2 separate regions of the Homo sapiens genome follow, and region 2 is linked to region 1. Evidence: read pairs that join two places in POLR2A ChIA-PET (ENCODE). Cell type or tissue: Panc1. All regions are shown on one strand. Links, peaks and the distances in the headings refer to the core of each region. The heading gives the core; the rest is flanking DNA. Region 1 overlaps EML6 (EMAP like 6). Region 2 overlaps RTN4 (reticulon 4).

Region 1 (11,585 bases), core at 1,942-9,941:
CTATTGACCCATCTTAGATAGGATAACCATTCAACCCAGTTTACCCCTGTTGTTCTGGTATAATTATTAATAGCTTTCCTTTTCACTCTCAAACGTGTCTTGGTCTGTACGATAGATTGTGATTAACCTAATCTTGATGATGCTCTTCAAGGGCAGGCTTGTATTTTCATTGTCTCAGTACTGGCACGTCAGTTTTGAGCATGAACACAGCTTTCAGCATACCATGAACAGAGGAGTTGGTAAAGAGGCTCGGTATTAAATGCCCTGGCACAAGGCCACCTGGCTGTCCTATCCCTGGGGTGTGCTTACAACGCTCGACAATAAGAATGGTGGCAGAGGGTAGGCATGTTCTTGAATCAGTTTCCTTTTAGACATACCTTTGCAAAGTCCATGCTCCTGATTCAGAAATGTCTTTGTGACCCTACAAAGGAGTAGAGAACATGGTTCATGGAGCACCATCACCCTAGTGCCAATTAGTTTTCCAGAAACCCCTTGGGAGAATGTTCAGATTCCATTCTTCGCGTGACAGAAGAGGCAAGAACAACATCTTTCACCTCTAGAGTTATACATTACAATCCGTGGATCAGAGAATTGGAGCAACTAAAAGAATGAGGTCCTCTAAAGCAAGTTGTATGTAAGGCTTAATATTTAAAAAAAATGGTTTCTGGAAATTTTATTATAGAACTCCTATTCTTAAATATTACCTCTTTTCTTCGAAGCAAAGATACTGGTCCTATTAACCCTATACTCCTTTTCTCCATTTACCCCACTTATTTTTTGGAAACCCCAGGTATTTAAATACTCATAAATGAATGAATAAACCTCATGGAAGTTGAAAATGTATTTTTGATATTATGATCTTTTTCCTTGGACTTGGGGAGAAGAGATACTTAATTTTATTTTCTTGAGACAGGGTCTCCCTCTGTCATCCAGTCTGGAGTGCCATGGCATGATCACTGCTCACTGCACCCTCCACCTCCAAAGCTCAAGTGATCCTTCCACCTTGCCTCCTGAGTAGTTGGAATTACAGGCATGTGCCACTATTCCTGGCTAATTTTTGTATTTTTTGTAGAGATGGGATTTTGCTGCGTTGCCCAGGCTGGTCTTGAACTCCAGGGCTCAAGCAATCCACCTGCCTTGGCCTCCCAAGGTGCTGGGATTACAGGCATAAGCCACTGCACCTAGCTTATTTCTTTACTTTTTGTACAGGGTGGGTTTCGCCTCTACAAAAAATAACTTTTCAACTAATTTTTAACCTACGGAATGTGGCCCAGACTGGTCTCGAACTCCTGGGCTCAAGAGTTCCACCTGCCTCGACCTTCCAAAGTGCTGGGATTACAGGCATGAGCTGCTGCGCCCAGACAAGAGGTGTCTTAAATTAGGAAGTTTTAGTTCTCACAAGTGTAGTGTCAATTTAAAGGCAGTCACGTGTCCATACATAATGCACATCATCAGATTTCTTCATCTTTTCATGTGGTTTGCTTGACAGTGAAGTTTTGGATAATAAGTGTTTTTTGTGGATTCTTCTGTAGGTGGAAGATGCTGTGCCTTTTCCCCTGATGGGAAAGCCTTAGCGGTTGGCTTGAACGATGGGAGTTTCCTGGTGGTAAATGCTGACACTGTTGAAGACATGGTCTCTTTCCATCACAGAAAAGAAATGATCTCTGATATTAAGTTTTCAAAAGGTGAAGATGACAGCAGATACTTTTTAAAATAGCACAGTCTTGGGACAAAAAATTACAAGAATGAACTATTTCAAATGTTTCTTTGACCATTTTCCCACTTTTAAAATACTAAGTTCCTGGAAGTAAATTCCTATATAAAATGCTTCGATGTTAACCCCACATTTTTCTTAACAGATACGGGAAAATACCTTGCCGTGGCATCCCATGATAACTTTGTGGATATTTACAACGTACTTACAAGCAAAAGGGTTGGCATCTGTAAAGGTGCTTCTAGTTATATTACACACATTGACTGGGACTCTAGAGGTAAAGTATGTTGTGGCTTTTAAAATAGAATTTCTGTGTTTAAAAAATGTCCATTTATGCATTGTTTCTAGAGAGAATGGCAGTTGAGTGTTAGAAATGGGAAAGGGGAATCCCACAACAATATAAACGACTGTAATTTTACAACCCAGAGGCAGCTGCTGCTAACATTTTGAATACTTTTTCCATCTTTTTACGCTTAGGATGATTATTGTCACTATTGATTCAAGCCATTGAGTTTTAAGACAGTTAAAGATACATGATGCCTTTTGTTATCATAGCAAGCCACCACCTCACCTTTAGTTGGGAGTGCTTTCTCCTTGTCTTGGGTCCCCTCATCCTCCTCCTGGCTGGTTTCCCTTTTCCACCCAAAGCTCCACCTCTTGGAGAACCGCCCAAAAAGGCTCAAGCAAATTTCCTCCTCCAGCAGAGGTAGAAATCTACATTCAGCCTGCCTAAAATTTCTCTGCTCTATAAAACTCCCAACCTACTCCTACCTCCTCCAAGTCATGCCCACAAATGCCATGAGGATTTGTCTATTTAATAACTCTAGCTTTTATGGTGTTGCATAGTCTTAAGCTAGCAAATGTGGAGGCTCTGGAAGTGAGTAAGACATGGTTTCTGCTCCCTGTGGAGTTTATAATTGAGTGAGGGAGATACTTATCCATAAATAATACAAGAGCACAAAATGGGTACCGTGTGAGTAAGCAGTGGTGAGTCACAAGGGAAGTGGTGAGCAGGGACTCCGAATGGGCCACGGCAGCATTCAGTACCCAGGGTGGAACATTGCACTATAGGGTGAGTCACTCGTAAATCCTATCCTCAAGACTCGGCTGATGTTGAGAGTCTGGAGCGGGTACTTGGGAATGGACAGCATTCCCACCTTCAGAGACGTTGTAGTCCACTGTGGTAGAGAAGCACCAAGCCCAATGTATGCTCTGAGGGAAAGCTCCTTGGAGGTAATCCATGGAGCCTCTGTAGAAGGGAGTGACCTTTGAGGTTGATCTTGAGAGATAAGGAGAAATCCACCAGATAGCGCTATCAAGGAAGAGCCATTCCAGGCAAAAGGAATATGGCATATGAAGAGTGAAGGTGGGAAGAACCAGGGGGTGATGAAGAAATAGAAGTGCTCAGTGGCTGAGGGTGTGAAGGGAGGGGAATGTGGAGACACAGGCTGGGATAGAGCAGAACTTTCATGCTGAACTGTGTACTTGTAGGCACTATGTAACTCTGAGGGATCTAGCGTGGGGCATTCCCTCCCATCTTGGGGAGAAGAAGTGAGCCTGGAGTTGGAGCAATCAAATTAATCAGGAGAACGATGATGAAGGCCTCTGCCAAAAAGGTTATTTCAGAGTATTTCTTGGAGTAGTGGCCATAGACCAGGACTTGGAAACCCTTCTGCCTGGCAGGTATTTAGTTGTAACTATACTTGCCACACTGGAATTTGGACTTTATTTCAGCTTTACAACATTCAGGAGTTTTATACGGTGCAGTAGATAGAGAAAAAAGCATGTGATGCATTGCATTTATAAAAGGTACAAGTCCCAACAAGGGCAAAGGGAGATCAGATAAGTCTGTTTCGCTTTCATGTCAGGGCAGTGCTGGCCAGACAAAGTGCCGAGGGCTTTGACCGGCATTTATGACCAGGCAGGGCACTGTGACTTTATCTAGGAACTGGTGAGGCCGATGAAAGCAGCTGCTTCTCAGACCCTTCTTTGATATTCTCTGCTTTTTTTTTTAAAGCAGTGATTTCTCCCTATTTATTATCTTGCTATTCTCTTGCCAGGTAGAATAGGGTCTGATTAACTTTATTTAGAATCCGACACACACACACACACACACACACACACACACACACACACACACACACACACACACAAAATACCTGATACAATACGTGAAATCCCACCACTCAATGACTATTAGGGATTAAAACCCATTATTGTTTCTATTACGGAGTGAAGAGTCCAGAGAAAAGAGGGTATATATAGAGTAAATTTTGACTGGGAAGATTTCTTAATTATTTTGAATTGTGAAGTACACATAACAAAAATGTACCATTTTAATCATTTTTTAAGTGTACAGTTCAAGGACGTTAAAAACATTGACACTGTTGTGCAACCATCACTGCCCCCATCTCAGAATTCTTTTCATCTTGTAATACTGATGACATTCCCATTAAATGATAACTTTTCATTTCCCCAACACCTGGCATCTACCATTTTACTTTCTGTCTCTATGAATGTAACCACTCTAGGTACCTCGTATAAGTGGAAGCATACAGTATTTGTCTTTCTATAATGGGCTTATTCCACTTAGCATAATGTTCTCAAGATTCCTCCATGTTGTAGCATGTGTCAGAATTTCCTTACTTTAAAGACTGAATGTTTAATTTTATGTATAGACTGTATTTTGCTTATCTATTTGTTGAGGGGCACCTGTGTGGCTGCCACATTTCAGCCACTGTGAGTGATGCTGCTATGAACATGGATGTACAAATATATCTTCAAAACCCTGCTTTCAAGTATTTGAGGTATATGCCCAAGGGTGTAATTGCTGAATCATATGGTAGTTCTATTTTTAACTTTTTGAGGAATTACTATACTGTTTTCCATAGCAGCTCTACCATTTTATATTCCCACCAGTTGTACACAAGGGTTCAAATCTCTCCACATCTTTGCCAAAGCTTATTTTATGTGTTTATTTTGATAATAGCTGTCCTAATGGATATGAAGTGTATCTCATTTTGGGTTTCATTTGCGTTTAGGGAGTTTGTTTGTTCTTAATTCTGCAAATGTATAGGCCCTGTGTCAGATGGTGGGGATATAAAGAGAAGTAAGTCCCAGATAGAAAGCACAAGATCTCGGCCAGGATCAGGGGGATGCTGCTGTGGAGGGGCCTGGGGGAAGGTCTGTGTAAAGTCCCTCGATATGGAGCCATCACTTGGTGGAAAGAGAAGCAAACCTCCCTATTTCCATAATCTTGCCCAAGGCCAGCCTCTTAGAGCTCAGGATGCTGAGGGAGGCTCCTGGGAATGAGCAGGAGAGGAGTGGAGTCAAAGGTCTTTGAAAAGCCACCATGCTTCTCATTGTAAGGGTCCCTGCAGGCAGGTGAGGGGGTCAGACCAAGTGCTTTCTGTGGATTGAGAGTAGTAGAGACACTTCTGATTTTTAGGGAGGAATTACACCATCTGGAGAATAAGAGCAAGAATACCTGTGAATCTTCCTTGATCTAACTCCACTAGCCATGAGACATGTGTCATCCTGATATTCCTGCATTCCCAACACCTCAGTCCCCAAAATGCCTGATCTCGAGAATGTGCCATGCTGCCTCAAGACCAGCCTAGCTTTCACAGCAGGGGCCTCCAGAGTCTGGCAAGGTTGAGAGCAGAATTTAGAAGCAGGGTTCTGTTTCATGCCTTTGATCCTGTCGAAAATAGTGAAAGCATTTGCCAGAGCCAGCTGGCTTCTCAGGGTGGGGGATGGCACAGCCGCCAGCCTCAGCAGCCTCTTGTGCCCATGGCAACTACAGGTCCTTGGAAAACCAAAAAGTGCACTGGGCTTTTGCAGGAACATCAGCTACCCCTGAATGAAAGCTCCAGCATGGAATGCTTGAGAAAGAAAAAATGTATGGAGGGAGAGAAAACATAGAAAGGGTATTTTCTAAATGCTACAAGTTCATTTCTAGAAATATCAGGCTATAACATCCTTTACAAATTAACAATTTGAAGGCTGGGTGCGGTGGCTCACACCTGTATTCTCAGCACTTTGGGAGGCTGAGGTGGGTGACCTGAGGTGAGGAGTTTGAGGCCAGCCTGGCCAAAATGGTGAAACCCTATCTCTACTAAAATTACAAAAATCAGCCAGGTGTGGTGGCGGGCGCCTGTAATCCCAGCTACTTGGGAGGCTGAGGCCAGGAGAATCGCTTGAACCGGGAGGCAGAGGTTGCAGGGAGCTGAGATGGCACCACTGAACTCCAGCCTGGGTAACAGAGCGAGACTATGTCTCAAAAAGTAATAATAAAAATGACAATTTGAGCCATAATAGGACATTTCATTCCCATTTTTGTTGCAGATGGCCTGATACTTGGTATATTTAGTACCAGTTGTTAGAATTATTCTAACTTGTAAATTATATAGCAGCTGGGATGATGTATGTGGATCACTTTGTGGGCTGCAAAGCTCTATGGTACCCGCAAGATGTGTGATGTAAGGACATGGGTGTCTTTCAGTTTTTAATCTGTGTGAGCAGATATTTCCAGTGAATAAAAATGTGATTCTGAAAGGATTACTGTTATTCAAGAGCAATTATAAATGCAAACAGAGTTTTTGTTCTTGCTTCTGCTCCTCATCCTCAGAATATGTCAGTGGTGAGACAGATAGATTAGATAGATTAGATAGATTAGATAGATAGATAGATAGATAGATAGATAGATAGATAGATAGATAAGATAGATAGATAGATAGATAGATAGATAGATAGATAGATAGATAGATAGATAGATATCACAGCAGGCAGAGAGAAAAAGGAGTGGTGACCTAAATATTTCCTCATGCTTAAGAAACATGTATTAGCAGCAGTAAAGAAAATTTTGGTTTTAAAAAAATACCCTTAATTATTCCTTTCTAATAGAAGAATAGCTTTTTGGTTTGGTTTTTTCTTCTTGACATCCTTGATTGCAAAGAACAGAAACCCACTCAAACCAGCTTAAACTTTTTTTTTTTTTTTTGAGACAGGGTCCCACTCTGTCACCCAGGTTGGAGTGCTGTGGTGCAATCTCAGATCACTGCAATCTGTGCCTCCTGTGCTCAAGAGATCCTCTCACATCAGCTTCCCAAGCAGCTGAGACCACAGGTGCCTGCCACCATGCCCGGCTAATTTTTTTTCTGTATTTTTAGTAGATATGGGGTTTCACCATGTTGCCCAGGCTGGAAACCAGCTTAAATTTTAAAGTAATAATAACAGATGAGTTTATTGGAAAGATACGGAGATATTTTATAGAATCCAAGAGCAGGAAAGAACACCTGCCAAGGAACTGAGTTTAGCAATGAACTAGAAAACGCACAGGAACCAAGCAAGCAGTTCCTCTCCCCTCCTCTCCCACTCTTAGGCAGCTAGTTTCAGCATCCACTGCTCTTCTGGGTCTTATCTCTGCCTTTGACCCCTCTCTCTGCACAAGCAGCCTTTCTCTACTTCATCTGCACATGGCCCAGCCTCGGCTGCCCCAAAATGCCACCCACAGGCCCAAAGTCCACATCTCATCCCTGTAGGCACCAACTGATTCAGCCTCTCAGATTCCAGTTTACCAAGAGAGAACTTTGATTACCCAGCCCAGTGTGAGCCTGGCCCCTCCAGGATCAACATCTGCCCGCAGAGTATAAACATGACCGCGGGGGCAGTTCTCGGGGAAGGGGCATGTGCTAGATAGGGGACCCTACAAGCTGTCTACAATGCTACACAGCACTTACGGTACTTGTCTATGTGTTTAGATTCTCGAATATTTTTGCAATCATAAATTACTTCACTGAGAGATTTTTCTCATTTTTGGTTTTAAGTGAAGTATGATCTTTGAAACTATGGTGTAAAGTGAGTTGTTGGGATTTATCTGAGGATTACAGTCCTCTGAATTATCTTAGTATCTCATGGCCAAATATCATCTAAAATTAGCCATATTCAAAGAATGTGTTCACTGAATAACCGTCCACGTGCTTTGTCATTTGCAATCACTCTTGAGTGTCCTAAAAATAGAATTACTTTACAGATGTATTTAGTTCATCGGAAAAGTATTGGTTACTCATTTTCTTATAATTCTAAATAGTCAAAGATAACTAACTCCCTTTTTTCTTTTCTCACTTACATATATTCAGCCATAAAGTCAGAAGATGTGCCCATTTCAGGGTACACATTTTCAGATATATTTGCTCAAGTCAAGGAAAAATCCCCTAATCACTGTGTTATAATTCACCAAATTAGAAATGATTAAAGTTGTCAGTTTGGAAATGAGAGAACCTTATTTTTAGTCAGGTAGAAGTAGATCTACAACTTCTTAAGATTAGCCAAGCTAGGCTGAGCATGGTGGCTCATGCCATATAATCCCAGCACTTTGGGAGGCCGAGGTGGGCAGATCACCTGAGGTCAGGAGTTCAAGACCACCCTGGCCAACATGATGACTCTCTGTCTCTACTAAAAAATAGAATTAGCCAAGTGTGGTGGTGGGTGCCTGTAATCCCAGCTACTCAGAAGGCTGAGGCAAGAGAATCGCTTGAACTTGAGAGGCAGAGGTTGCAGTGAGCCAAGATTACACCACTGCCCACTGCACTCCAGCATGGGTGACAGAGCGAGACTCCATCTCAAAAAAAAAAAAAAAAAAAAAAGATTAGCCAAGCTAGATTTCAGATCAAGGTGGTGCCTATTTAAATGCTAAAGAACACGATCTAAACCAAAAAGTTCTTATTTTGGTATTATTTTTCTAAGAAAGATATTTCAAAACTACTAGATATACATAGTTATGGGAAAAAACAAAAGGAGAAATATTATGTATATGTATACTGAATTATTTATAGGTGAAATATTATGACGTCTGAAATTTGCTTCAAAATAATCTAGGGTGGAGGTTCATGAAACAGGGTTGGCCATGTGTTAATAGCTGTTGAGGCTGGACAGTGGGCATACAGGGGTTCTTTATACTCTTCTTCTATACATGTTTGAAACTTTCCATAATATTTAAAAAATGGCAAAAATACTGGAACATAAATACCTTGAGTCATTTACATTTTAAGCCTTACAAGATTGTTGCCATTGTAGGAGGAGAATTAGGAAATCTAACCTTTTTCAACGTCAAATCCAAGATTATAATTGTACATCAGACTGAAAGACTATTTTTGCCCAACATTTTCCTTGGGGAAAGTCCTGGATTTCTTTTCAAATGTTCAAGTAAGACCAGAGGGTGGGGAAGGAATGAGCATTTATAGTTTGTGTGTTCTGTTTCTAAACTTTAAAGGCAAATTTAGAACTCAGTCCTAAGTAAATGTGAATGCTCACAGTAAGTGTTTTATTTCTAATTGCCATAATCTTCCAATGACATAATTCTTGCCAACACAGTTTGCTGAGAGGCAACTGGGAAAAACAGGGGGAAAACTGATTTTTCTCAGGCTTTGGAAAACTATATTTTCAGTGCAGCATATCAATAAAACATATCAAGCTTTATTCTTCTGTTATTTGAAGGATGTTGAAGATCAAATATTATGAAGTCCATATTCTAAAAATCACAGCTTTGGGGTTTGTACCACATCATGTAATTGGCTGTACATGCCCTTCTGAATAATTCAAAATGTATTTACTCAATTTGTGAGACTTTGATTAAAATGAATCAAAATAGCACCCATGCTTCTCATTTTATAATAAAGAGATAAAGTCAGATTTTAATTATCTCTCTACTTCGTTCTGTCGTAACAGGAAAATTATTGCAAGTGAATTCAGGTGCCAGAGAACAACTTTTTTTTGAAGCTCCAAGAGGCAAACGGCATATAATAAGACCTTCAGAGGTAATAATCATACACAAAGATTTTTAAAGATATTTTGTGAAGATTTAATATGTGCATTTTAATAAAACCTATCACGTTAACCACTAATATGGGTTATATTTACTATACCTTTAAGTTTGATCGTGTCTTCAATCTGATTGCTTAATCTGGTTTCCAGGTTCCCAGAACATATGGATTTATCACACCACTGGTGTAGCAATGTACAGTTGGTGCTCTGCTTAATTTTTCTCTGCCTGAAGACAATGAATAAGCTAGCAATTTGGATGTTATATATTCCTTTTTCCATTTGACATGTCATTTTGTGCAAAGCTTTTTATGAACATATATTTTGAAACATGTTTTCTCAATGGTTATTTGTAATTATGAACATTATTATCTATAACAACAGAATTTTTTTTTTTTTTTGAGGTGGAGTCTTGCTCTTTTGCCCAGGCTGGAGTGCAGGGGCACCATCTTGGCTCACTGCAACCTCCCCCTCCCAGGTTAATGTGATTCTCCCACCACAGCCTCCCTAATAGCTGGGATCATAGGCATCTGCCACCACACCCAGCTAATTTTTTTATTTTATTTTTTTAGTAGAGATGGGGTTTCCCCATGTTGGCCAGGCTGGTCTCGAACTCCTAACCTCAGGTGATCCGCCCACGTCAGCCTCCCAAAGTGCTGGGATTACAGACGTGAGCCACCGTGTCCAGCCTGGAAATTATTTTTTGAGACAAAAACAATCTGCAATCTGACCATTGTATTGTATCAAACTGTTTTCTTTTTTCCATGTTTCCTCATGTCCTTAGCTACATACACGATTTTTTAGTTGCTGAAATCAAAGCCTAGATAAAATTTTTGAATCCCTAAACTAACACCTCTTGAAAGCTAGATGGCTTTTGTAGATGCGTACCTCTTTCAGGGTGTACACATAATGAGCCCTGGTCTAACTGTTGATGAGGATGAGGAAATATTGCTTCCTTAGAGGAAAAGGAGGTAAGGGTATGCCACTGAGTGGCAGGCATCTGCCTCTCCCTCGCTTCAGTTTGCCAGTATCTTAAACTGTCCCAGTATTGTAAGGTTCTCCCTAAGACATTTGGACACGTGTACATTTGCATTGTCATTGTTTGTAAAGGAAGTATATGTGTAGTACTTAAAAAATATACATCGTTATAGATCATGGCATTGTATTAATGGAAACTGTTCACTGAGAAATTTGATCTCACTCCCCTCCCCAATTCCAATTTATTTGTCTCTGATCCGTCCTCTTTTTAACTTTTTTATATGGAGAAACTTATGGCCTTGAGTAAGAGGTATTTTTAATTACGTCCTTCATTCACTGGTAATTTGTTGACTGCCAGATACTTTATACACCTTTATTTTTAATTTTAATTTCAGCTTTGATTTTAGATTCGGGGATACATGCATAGGTTTGTTTCATGGGTCTGTTGTATGACACTGAGGACTGGCATACAAATTATTGCATCACCCAGGTAGAGAGCACAGTACCTAGTAGATAGTGTTTCAGCCTTTGCCACCTCCTCTCTCTGCCCCCCAGGAATCCCCAGTATCTGTTGTTCCCACCTTCCTGTCTGTGTGTACCCAATGCTTTATTCCCACTCGTGAGAACATGTGGTATTTGGTATTCTGTTCCTGCGTTAATTCTCTTAATATAATGGCTTCTAGCTACATCCATGTTGCTGCAAAGAACATTATTTCATTATTTTTTATGGCTGCATAGTATTCTATGGTATATATGTACCACATTTCCTTTATCCAGTTGGTCACTGATGGGCATCTTGGTTGATTCCATAGCTTTGCTATTGTGAATAGTGCTGCAATGAATATATGAGTACATGTGTCTTTTTGGTAGAACAATTCCTTTTCTTTGGGGTATGTACCCAGTAATGGTATTGCTGAGTAGAATGGTAATTCTTTTTTAAGTTCTTTGAGAAATCTCCAAACTGCTTTCCACAGAGGCTAAACTAATTTACATTCCCACCAACAGTGAATAAGCATTCCCTTTACTCTTCAGCCTTGCCAGATTCTGTTTTTTTTTTTTTTTTTTTTACTTT
Region 2 (11,585 bases), core at 684-8,683, 130 kb after region 1:
ATACAACCTGTTTATGTTAAAGAAACTTATGAATCAAAGTGGCTTTAAAATACTGTTCTACTTAACATATCACATCCCAAGCTTTCACTCAGGTTTTCACATAGGTAAATTGTCTTGTTCTATTCAGGCCAAAAACAAAAAGCTGAATTTGAATACAATTAACAACTACAAATGTTTAATCTTTTGTTATTGGCATATATTCAATTTAAAGAAACACTTTTAAAGAATTATGCATTTTCTCTTACATTCTAAGTTGTTACAGTCATTGTACATTGCTCTTTGAAGACATTAGTCCTGTGCCAATGTCCAAATGCCAGAGTCCAAAATACAAAAAAAAAAAAAATTAACTGCCTTTAGGATGACACCATTATTGGTTTTGCTTAAAATTAACCTAAGTGAGGGCTACTTGTTATTTGTATACACAACTAGTAAGTGAGAGACTAAGGCAATTCAATTCCAGAGCCCATTTCCTTAATCACTGTATGTTACAGAACTGAATGCTTATATTTCCTACAAAACTCATGTTAAAGCCCCAACCCCTAAAGTGATAGTATCTGAAGATGGGGACTTTGGGAGGTGATTAGGGTTAAATGCAGTCAGGGTGGGGCCCTGGGCCAAGGGGATTAATGCCCTTACAAGAAGAGACACCAGAGAGCTTGCTGTCATGCTCCCTGTCTCCCCAGGCACACACAAGAGGTCATGTGTGCACACAGTGAGATGGTGGTCACCTATAAGCCAGGAGAAGAGGCCTCAAAAAGAAATCTACCTTGCCAGCACCTTGATCTTAGACTTACCAGCCTCCAGAATTGTGAGAAGTAAATTTCTGTTCAGCCACCCAGCCTATGGTATTTTGTTACGGCAGCCCAAGCTAACTAATACACTCTATATTGGTAATATTAACTTTGTACAATGTCATCTTGTACCTGCAGTTGGGAGATCCTAAGCTAAAGATCTTCCATGGTTTACACTAGAGAAAGGCCTCTACCATCAGACAATTTGAAACAGCCTGAGAGATGACTGGAAGGTGATATTCCTTTAACAGAGAGAACCTAATAAATTTAGACAATTTCATCTGGATGGACAAGCTAGACAAGGCTGATCAAAACAGATAAAAATCCAAGAAATGTAGCTAACATGAATACGGACTTGTCTTCCAAGCATATTACCCTTAATGAATTAGGAGAGCTAACTTCACAAGGTCTTATATATTTTAGATAAATATATACTGGGCATGAAGTCATACTTAAAGGATTCCTAGATGAGGGTGATGACGGGAAATTTATGATGTGTGTTTAAAAGGGTTTCCTCCAACCTAGAGCACTAGGTAGGATGGGCTATCCAGTCAAAGGGGTAACATAATGGCTTATAAGATTTTTAAATAAAGTGCATATATATGTGTACACATATTTAAAAGATTACTTGCTATGTGATCTTAAATTACAGTTTCTCATTTGTAAAATGAAGGAAAGTTCCCTTCAGCTAAAATAATGAATTATTAGCTTGTATAAAACTGAAATTTGAGGGTCAAAGAGCAGAACCAAATAATTACGCAGCTGCTCCATCTAAATAACAGTTAACCAATTCTTAACAAAATGGTTGTCTTTTTTATCTAGACAATATAGTTAAAAGCCACTAATTCAGAGGCTAGTCTATCTGGAAAGTGAACTAGAAACATATATTACTGTTAAAGTTAGTGGGAAAACAAACTACATCTAAATTTGTGCCATAATTTTAAAGTATTTTTTTAATGTACTGTACTCTTATTCCTACCTAGTGCAATAATCTTTTATAATAAAAACTATATTCCTGGAATTTTTCTAAGTAAAAAAGTTTTCAAATTGGTATTTCAAAGATTCATTATGTTTAAGAAAAAAAGAAAAATCTTCATTTTGTAAAATGGGATTCGATCCAGTTACCCATAAAACAAGTACTACATTTCTAAAAGCTCTTTAAAAAAATCCAGAATAGTTAACTATCTTCTGGGACTTCAAGAATACAGTTCAGACTCCTAATAAAGCAATCACAGATCATGAAATTGAATTGCCTAAGTCCAAATCACAAATCCATCACTTACAACTGTAACTCTTAGCCTTTCTGTGCCTAATGAAACTTGTAAAATAAGGATAATAAGAGTACCCACCTAAAAATGTTGTGAAGGAGGGAGAGGGAAAGAAAAAAGAAGAAACAACTTGCCCTAAGTCACAGAACTAGGAGGCCAGAGGGTCAAAACATCTAATTCCCAAGTCTTTGTGCTTTATAATTATTATTATTTTTTGGCTAGGCTTCCTCAAAGCACGAGATGTGCTTCATCTTCTGAAGGATGTATTTATGTACAAGTGCAACTGGTGCAATCCTTCTTACTGTATCAGCCCCTCAAGTTAGTTCTCCTGAAACAAGGTAAATCGTCACCCAGTAAATACCTTGTAATTAGCAGAAATATTGCATTGATCAATTGCTTCTATTTTACAATGTAACAACATTTATAGAAACATTAATGTGGGACAGGTACTGTGCTGAGCCGGCACATTTGTTTCAGATGTTCATTCTGTTCTCAAAACTACCCTGTAAGGTAGGTACTACTGTTACCCCCATTTCACATACGAGAAAAGAGGCATTTAAATCATATCTAATTACAATACTACAAAAAACCTGCATTTTAAAACCATAGAACTTCTGCTTCTGGCTATGAGAGTAATTACAACAGACTAATTCTTCCAATATAAGCAACTAAAAATATGGGCAAAATACTAGAAGCAACTATCTTGAGACACTGGACAAGAGGCAGGACAGCAGTGTGAATCCTGAGAAAAGGGAAACCTGCAAGATGACTACGCTGCTTTCTGTCTGAAGGCACATTCTGGTCTACAGTACAGAGAGAAGCCTAAGAATACCGCACTCTTGCTAAGCTGAGGAGGCTGAGGAGTTGTCTGGAATTTGTGAGACAGGGTAACATACAAAGTAAAGCCTCACAGAAAAGGAGCTCCAAAAATCTGGATAGGGGTTCCTCTTAAACCTCTGGGTGAATACTACGCTGCATGTGCACAGCACAAGACTCGGCAAGGCCTAGCCAAGAAACCTATGGTAGAGCTGCAAATTAACTGGATTATATCGAAGGTCAGAAAGTGCTGAAGACCTGATCTAAAAATTCTGACCAGTCAGAAAGGAAAGATCTCTCTAAACACCTCAAGCAGGACTACTCTAAGCCTAAAGGATACTCTAGACCAAGAGTCAGCAAACCATGGCTCATGAGCCCATATTGTATTGGAACACAGCCACGCCCATTCACTTCTGTGCTGTCTATAACTACTTTTGCACAATAAAAACAGAGACGAACAGTTTAGACAAAGGCTGTATGGCCCACAAGCCTAAACTATTTACTCTAACTGGCCCTGTAAGTCTGCAGACCCCTACCTCTAGACCCACCCTAACTTTAAAATCAAAACTTGAAAGGATCAAAATGATTTTCCAGCAAATTAACTGCCTGCCAGAACAAAGTTAAAACCACCAAATCCATGACATGCAGTATAAAATAAATTAATGGACATGCAAAGCAGCAAGAAAATATGACCATAAATAAGAAAGAATAGCAAATATAAACAAACAAATAACGTAGACGTTGGATTCGCACTTTTTTTTTTTTGAGGCGGAGTCTTGCTCTGTCACCCAGGCTGGAGTACAGCGGGGCTATCTTGGCTCACTGCAACCTCCACCTCCCAGGTTCAAGCAATTATCCCACCTCAGCCTCTGAGTAGCTGGGATTACAGGTGTCTGCCATCACACCAAGCTAATTTTTGTGTTTTTAGTAGAGACGGGGTTCACTACGTTGGCCAAGCTGGTCTCAAACTCCTGACCTCAAGTGATCCGCCAGCCTCAGCTTCCCAAAGTGCTGGAATTACAAGTGTGAACTAACACACCTGGCCTGGATTAGCAAATATTAAAATGAAAATTAAAATAGCTATTAAGATATTAAGTACAGAAAAAGACAGACATATAGAGTAGACAGGGAATCTTGGTGGAGAAATATAGACTAAAGGACCAAATGGAGATGCTAGAATTGTAAATTATATTAACTGAAAATAATCACTAGATGAGCTTAAAGGCAGATTAGACAATACAGAAAAAAAGATTTATTGATAAACAAACTTAAAAAACAACAACAGAAAGTATCCAAACTGAAACACAACAAGGGAAAAGGGCAAGTGAAAAAAGGAACAGAGCCTCAGTGCTGAGAGACAATCAAGGAGTTAAAATACCTATAATTGCAGTCCCCTTAAAAAAAGCAACAGTGGCCAGGCATGGGAGCTCATGCCTGTAACCCCAACACTTTAGGAGGCCAAAGTGGGAGGACCACTTGAGGCCAGGAGTTGGGACACCAGTTTGGACAACACAGTGAGACCCTATCTCTACAAAAAACTTAAAAATTAGCCGGTGTAGTGGTGCACACGTGCAGTTCTAGCAACTCAGGAGGCTGAGATGGGAGGATCACTCAAGCCCAGGAGTTTGAGGCTGTAACAAGCCATGATCACGCCACTGCACTCCACCCTGGACAACACAGTTAAGACCCTGTCTCTTTAAAAAAGACTGAAGAAGTTAAAAAAAAAAAAAAAGAAAAAATGGCCTAAAATTGGACAGAAGTTGGCATTTTGAAAATACCAACCAACAGAGCCACAAAGCTCAATGTACTCCAAGCAGAATAAACACAACACCACAAAAAGGCACACCATAAGGGTCAAACTGAAAATCAAAGATAGAGACAACCCTAAAAACAGTCAGAGGAAAAAAGCAGGTAAACAACAATAAGAATGACCTCACCTCTCATTGATGTAATCCAAAAGGTAATGAACGCCTTTAAAGTTATGAAAAAACTGACAATCTAAAATTATATACAGATGATCCTCATTATTCATGGATTCCTTATTTGCTCATTTACCTGCTCACTAAATTTGTAGCCCCAAAATCCATACTTGCAGCACTTTCAGGACATGCAATGAGCAGAGCAGGCAAACCAGAGCGGGTCATCCAAAGTACAAGTTCCCAGCTGAGATGGAACAAGGTAACCCTACCGCCTTCTTGTTTCAGCTCTGCCACTGACTTCCCTGTTTCATATGGCCCTTAAGCACAGCGCTGACATGGTATCGAGTGTTTTTAACCACAAGAAGGCTATGATGTGCCTTACAGAGAAAACATATGTTAGATAATCTTCCTTCAGGCATAAATTATAGTGTTCTTGGCCATGAGTTCAATGTTAATGAATCAATAATACATATTAAATAAGATGTCTTTATTTTTTAATTGATATATAACAGTTGTTTTATATTTTGGTAGTACATATGATATTTTGATACCTATATGCAATGTGTAATGATCAAGTCAGAGTGACTGGGTTATATATCACCTCAAACATTTTTCTTTTCTTTGTGTTAGAAACATTACAATTCTTCTAGCTATTCTGAAATATAGAATAAATCATTAACTATAATTTCTCTACTGTACTATCAAATACTAGAACTTATTCCTTCTATCCAACTGTATTTTTGTACCCCAGGTGGCTTTAAATAGAAAAACACATAAAACAAGGTAATATACTGATTGGTTAACAAAAATATTATGACAAGAGGCTTACAGGAGCCAAGTCTGTATTTCCCCTAAGAACAATGATTCAGTATTTGCTAATTCCCTGTTTTTGGTGGCTATACAGAACATAGTGACAGCTTAAAAAAACAGAATTGGCTGTATTATTCAAAACATATTTTTTTAAATAACCAGGCATGGTGGCTCACACCTGTAATCTCAGGACCGTAGGAGGCTGGGGTAGGAGGATTGCTTGAGCCCTGGGGTACGAGACCAGCCCAGGCAACAAAGTGAGACCCCAACTCTCCAAAAAAATTAAAACATTAGCCAGGCACGGTAGCGTGTGCCTATAGTCCCACCTACTTGGGAGGCTGAGGTGGGAGGATCACTTGAGCCCAGGAGTTTGAGGCTGCAGTGGGTTATGATCAGGCCACTGGACTCCAGCCTGGGCAACAGAGTAAGACCTTATCTCTAAACGAACAAACAAAATATATAGAAAAAGTAAAGATTAATAAAGGTATCTTCAGATAAAAGCTGAAAACAGAAGCTGAAAGAATTTGTCACTAAGACACCTACAATACAAGAAATGTTAAATCAAGTTCTTCAGACTGAGAGAAAATGATATGAGATGTAAACTTTGATCTTTATGTAGGAATAAAGAATGGCAAAAATGGTAAATATATATGTAGATGTTGAATATACAGGTAGATGTTAATTTTTCTCATTTCTTAGTTTCTTCAAAGAATAACTTTCTGAAGCACAAATTATCACAAAATACAATAACTATAATACATTTAGAAGCAAAACTTATGACAATAAAAGCACAAAGGATGAAAATAGTATATGAAAGTATGTTTTATTACATGTGAAACATGTAAGGTGGTATAATATTCTTGCTATTTTATGATAAATTGAGAATGCATTCTGTAATCCCTAGAACAGCCTCTTAAAAAATAAAGAGGTACAGCTAAAACCCCAACAGAGGAGATAAATCTGAATATTATAAAATCCTTGATTAATCCAGAAGAAGAAACAAAAGAAGAAAATCAAAGAACCCAAAAAGCAGATGGGACAAAGAAAAAACAAAGACACACAACCACACACTATCAGTTAGGATACAGATGATTTAGGCCCCACTACCAATGAGCTAAACTGACTTTTATGGAACACTACAACCAACAATATAATACACATTCTTCTCAAGTACATATGGAACATTCACCAAGATAAAACATTTCCTGGGCTACAAAACAATCTCAATCTAAAACAAGTGAAATCATGCAGTCTATGTTCTACAATGAATTAAATCACCTAAAATATCCTCAAATGTTTAAAAACGAAACTACAGAATTCTAAATAATCCATGAATCAAAGAAAATAGGGGGAAAATTAAAGAAATTCTGAATCAAATGATCATGAAAATGTGTGGGATGCAGCAAAGTAATGCTTAGAGAGAAATGTATAGCTTTTAAATGCTTTTAGAAAAAAGGCTTAAAATCGAAGTGTAAAGCTTCCACTTTAAAAGAGCAAGTTAAATCCAAACAAGTAAAAGAAAATAAGTAGTAAAGAGCAGAAACCAATGATAGAAAACAGATTAAAAAAAAAAATCAATGAAACAAAAAGTTGCTTCCCTGAAAAGATCAACAGAATTGATAATCAACTAAAATGATCAAGACAGAGACTGAGAGACAGAGAGAGGAAGCAAGTATTGAAAATAAAAGAGGGACTGTTACTGTAGGTCCTAAAAACGTAAGAGAATATTATGCACACATTTATGACAATAAATTAGACAACTTAGATGAGTAGACAACTTCCTTGATGTCTACTTATCAAAATGAAAGACAAGTTTCTTTATACCCAGTCATCAAAATGAAATAGATGCATTCCTTGAAAGACACAAATCACCAAAACTGACACAAGCAGAAATCAAAAATCAGAATAGTCCTATGTGACTATACTTGTAACTTAAAACCCCCACGAAGAAAACTAATATAAAACATCTAATGAATAGTACCAACCTTACACAAACTCTTTGAGCATATAAAGGAAAAGCAAACACTTCCCATAAAATTTTTATAGATTTATGCATTAATACCAAAACCAGACAAGGATATAACACGAAAATTAAAATTAATTTATATAACAATATTCCTCATAACCACACATGCAAAAAATCTTCAATAAAATAGTAGCAGATTGAATCCAGCAACTCATAGAAAGTATAATCATCACCAAATGGGGTTTAATTCCAGGAAGGTGAGGTTGGTTTAACATTCAAAATCAAACAATAGGTCGCACGCAGTGGCTCATGCCTGTAATCCCAGCACTTTGGGAGGCTGAGGTGGGCAGATCACTTGAGGCCAAGAGTTTGAGACCAGCCTGGCCAACATGGTAAGACCCTGTCTCTACTAAAAATACAAAAATCACCCAGGTGTGGTGGCGTGCACCTGTAGTCCCAGCTACTCAGGAGGCTGAGGCACAAGAAACGCTTGAAACCAGGAGGCAGAGGTTGCAGTGAGCCAATATCGTGCCACTGCACTCCAGCCCAGGCAACAGAGCAAGACTGTCTCAAAAAAAAAAAAAAAAAAAAAAAAATTAAAAAAATTTAAAAAGTTTTTTTAAATCATATAATGAAATTCACTATAGTAACAACAGCCCGAAAAGGAAAAACCATATGATCATCTCAACAAATGTCAAAAACTTATCTGACAAATTTCAACACCTGTTATCATAAAAACTATCAGCAAACTAGGAATAGAAGGAAGCTTTCTCAACCTAAGAGTCAGGATATCTAGGAAAAATATGCAGCTAACATCATACTTAAAGGTGAAAGACTAATGCATTCACTCAAGATTCTGTGTTAAACAAGCAATCTACCAGGCTTCTCGTAAAGATCTGAAGAGAAAAGTAAAACTATCTTAACTTACAGACAACAGGACTGTATAGTTGGAAAATCCTAAGGATTCAAAATAAAATAACCCTACCAAAGCTAGTAGTGAATTTATAAGGATACAGGATAGATGCAAAGACAGTACACAAAACTTAACTCTATTTCCATACAGTAGCAACAAAGAGAAAATGAAAATATTTTCTAAATATCACTCACTGTAACAAAAAAACATAAAATATTTAGGCATAAATTTGACAAGAGATGCACAAAACTGCTATACTGAAACACACTGCTGAGAGAAATTACAGATGATCTAAACAACAGAGATATCACATTCATGGGTTGAAAGATATAATATTGTTGAGTGTCAGGAAACAGTTCTCTATGAGTATATTGTGTTTTTACACATCTTCCCTTTGTTCCTATCTTTTAAAAACATTTGTATTGTGAACAGCCTTGGAAAACAGGGACAGTTTCTTCTTCTTCAGCAACTAGCAGCCATGCTTATTATATGACACAAAAGATTTGTTTCCCTAAGCTTAAGATTTCTGTCTATAATACAACCTGCTACAGGTGCAGATCTCACTCAGCCATCTCAGTGTTGCTCCATGTGAAATGGAGCTGAGGGAACTGGCACAAGAAAATGCTAATATTCTGGCTACTGTCATTGCTGTGAGTAATAAAGTCCTCTGCCTCTGACCCAGGCATCTTATATCCTCTGCCAGCATCCATGAAACTATGACAGGCTAACTTGTTACCTTTGAAGTAGTGTAAAATCTCAAATCCTAAGACGTCACTTATCCCCCCTACTAATCTCTAGATTCAATGCAATCCCAATCAAATTCATAACAGGCATTTTATAGAAATGAACAAGCTGATTCTGAAATTTATGCAGAAATACTAAGGGACCTAGAAGACACAAAACAATTTTGAAAAAAGATCAAACTTGCAGTCATACTACTTAATTTTACGACTTGCTATAAAACTACAATAATCAAGTATTGGCATAAGGATAGACAAATCAGTAGAACAAAATAGATATATATAAATAGACACACTTCATATGGTCAATTTCTTTTCCCAAAGGCACCAAAGCAATTCAATAGAAAGAGAAAAATATTTTCAAAAAACTCTGCTGGGAAAACTGCTTATTATATGTATGGAAAAGAAACAAATAAATCTGGATCTATGGTAACTCATACCATAGACAAAAACTACCTCAAAACGGATCAAGACAAACAAAAGCTAAAACTATCAAGCTTCTAGAAGAAACCAAAGTGTCTTCACAATCCTGGAAGGAGGCAAAGATGTCTTAGACATCACAAAGAAAGCACTAACCATGAAAGAAAAAGTAATTATGACTTCTCAAAATTAAAAATTTATACTCATCAAAAGAATCAATAAAATTAATAGGCAAGCTACAGACTAGGAGAATATATTCACAACACATGTATCAGACCAAAGATTTGTATTCATAATATATAGAGAGAACTCTTACAAATATGTAGGAAAAAAAAAGGCATACAACACAATTTAAGAATGGGCAAATTACTTGAACAGACACTTCACCAAAGAAAACACACACAAAGGACATGTAAAAGTCCTCTAATTCATTAGTCCCTAGGGAAATCTAGATTAAGACCACAATGAGGAACCACTACATAACCACTAAAATGGTTAGAATTTAAAAAACTGACAATATCAAATGTTGGTGAAAACGTAAAGCCACCAGAATTCTCACACATTGCTGGTGGAAGTGGTTGGGGGAACAGTTAAGCAACTTCTTATAAAGTTAAATATATAGTTACCCCATGACTCAGCAATTCTACTCTCAAGTATTTACCTAAGAGAAATGAAAATATATGCATACAAAAATGTCTATGTAAGAATGTTCACAGCATTTTGTTCATAGTAGCCAAAAACTATAATCCAAACATCCAACGAGTGAATACATAATTAAACTGTGCTATTCTTAGCATGGAATACCACTCAGCAGTTAAAAGGAACAAATTACTGATACCTGCAGCATCATTAGTAAGTCTTAAAAGCATCATGCTGAATGCAAGTAGCCAAGCACAAAATGTATGATTCCATTCATATGATTGATGCTTTAAAATACGTAAAACTAATCTATGATGAAAGAAATCAAAACAGTAGTTGTTTGGGATTGGTGTTGCGGGTAGGAACCAGAGCAAAGAATTGAAGGACTGACTGCTAAGGACCCAAGAGATCTTTCTAGGATGATAGAAATGTTCTATATCTTGTCAGAGGTGTGGATAAACTAATGTACGCATTTGTCAAAATGTAAAACTGTTGAAACTTAAAATTTATGCATTTTACTGCATGTAAATTATATCTTAATAAAAACATTAAGGTGAAAAAGGTGTATGGGCATTCTTCAACAAATAAATTGCAGAGAGAGAGAGACCACAAGCAAGGGAGAACTCATCGATAGATTAAAAGACTAATAAATCAAATTGATCTATTGTAATATGTGGACCTTACTCGAATTCTGATTCTAACTGTAAAAATAAAAAGAAAGAAAGAAAGACCATTTATGACATTCAGTAAATAATAGTCAATGTGAGGCCAGGCGCGCTCGCTCACACCAGCACTTTGGGGGGCCGAGGCAGGTGAATCACCTGAGGTCAGGAATTCGAGACCAGCCTGCCCAATATGGTGAAACCCCATCTCTACTAAAAATACAAAAATTAGCCAGGTGTAGTGTTGGGTGCCTGTAATCACAGCTACTCGGAGACTGAGGCAGGAGAATCACTTGAACCCAGGAGGTGGAGGTTGCAGTGAGCCAAACTTACACCACTGCACTCCAGCCTGGGTGACAAGAGTGAAACTCCATCTCTAAATAAATAAATGGAAATGTGAACATTAGCTGGATGCTTGATACTAATTCTATTGTATTGAAGACATTTTAACCGTAGTTTTACCCTCAACTCTTTTAGTATTCCATTAAAATATATACATGTTTGAGTCTATCAATCTTAAACTTAACCATATCCCCTGCAACATATTTCATTAACAAAATTTTAATAAGGGAACAAGAGTAAGTTTGGTTGATGAGAGAGGGTAAATGAGAAGGTATGTTGTAGGTGGCAGTTTCTCAGTC

What was found. ChIA-PET counts read pairs that join two places held together with the same protein. Peaks named below come from ENCODE experiments on the same cell type or tissue, not always from the same donor. Only the 100,000 strongest peaks of a DNase experiment are listed, where the experiment ranks them.
Region 2: POLR2A ChIA-PET joins it to region 1 with 14 read pairs; 9 of 35 experiments call an interaction of 5 or more read pairs at or near these places.

What each region holds. Positions count from the first base shown.
Region 1 is chr2:54,901,512-54,913,096 of GRCh38, forward strand. EML6 (EMAP like 6) reads left to right here. Exons shown (of 42, transcript NM_001039753.4): 23 at 1,533-1,685; 24 at 1,860-1,991; 25 at 9,443-9,531. Among named protein-coding and RNA genes, the nearest start is that of RTN4, 140 kb to the right of the region's middle. RefSeq lists an enhancer at 2,125-3,324. In Panc1, for the core only: no CTCF peak of the experiment used is centred there; a DNase peak (open chromatin) is centred at 2,710; H3K4me3 peaks cover 1,301 bases; H3K27ac peaks cover 6,222 bases.
Region 2 is chr2:55,028,459-55,040,043 of GRCh38, forward strand. The region is part of intron 1 of RTN4 (reticulon 4); the gene reads right to left. Among named protein-coding and RNA genes, the nearest start is that of RTN4, 16 kb to the right of the region's middle. RefSeq lists an enhancer at 5,187-5,236. In Panc1, for the core only: no CTCF peak of the experiment used is centred there; no DNase peak of the experiment used is centred there; H3K27ac peaks cover 573 bases.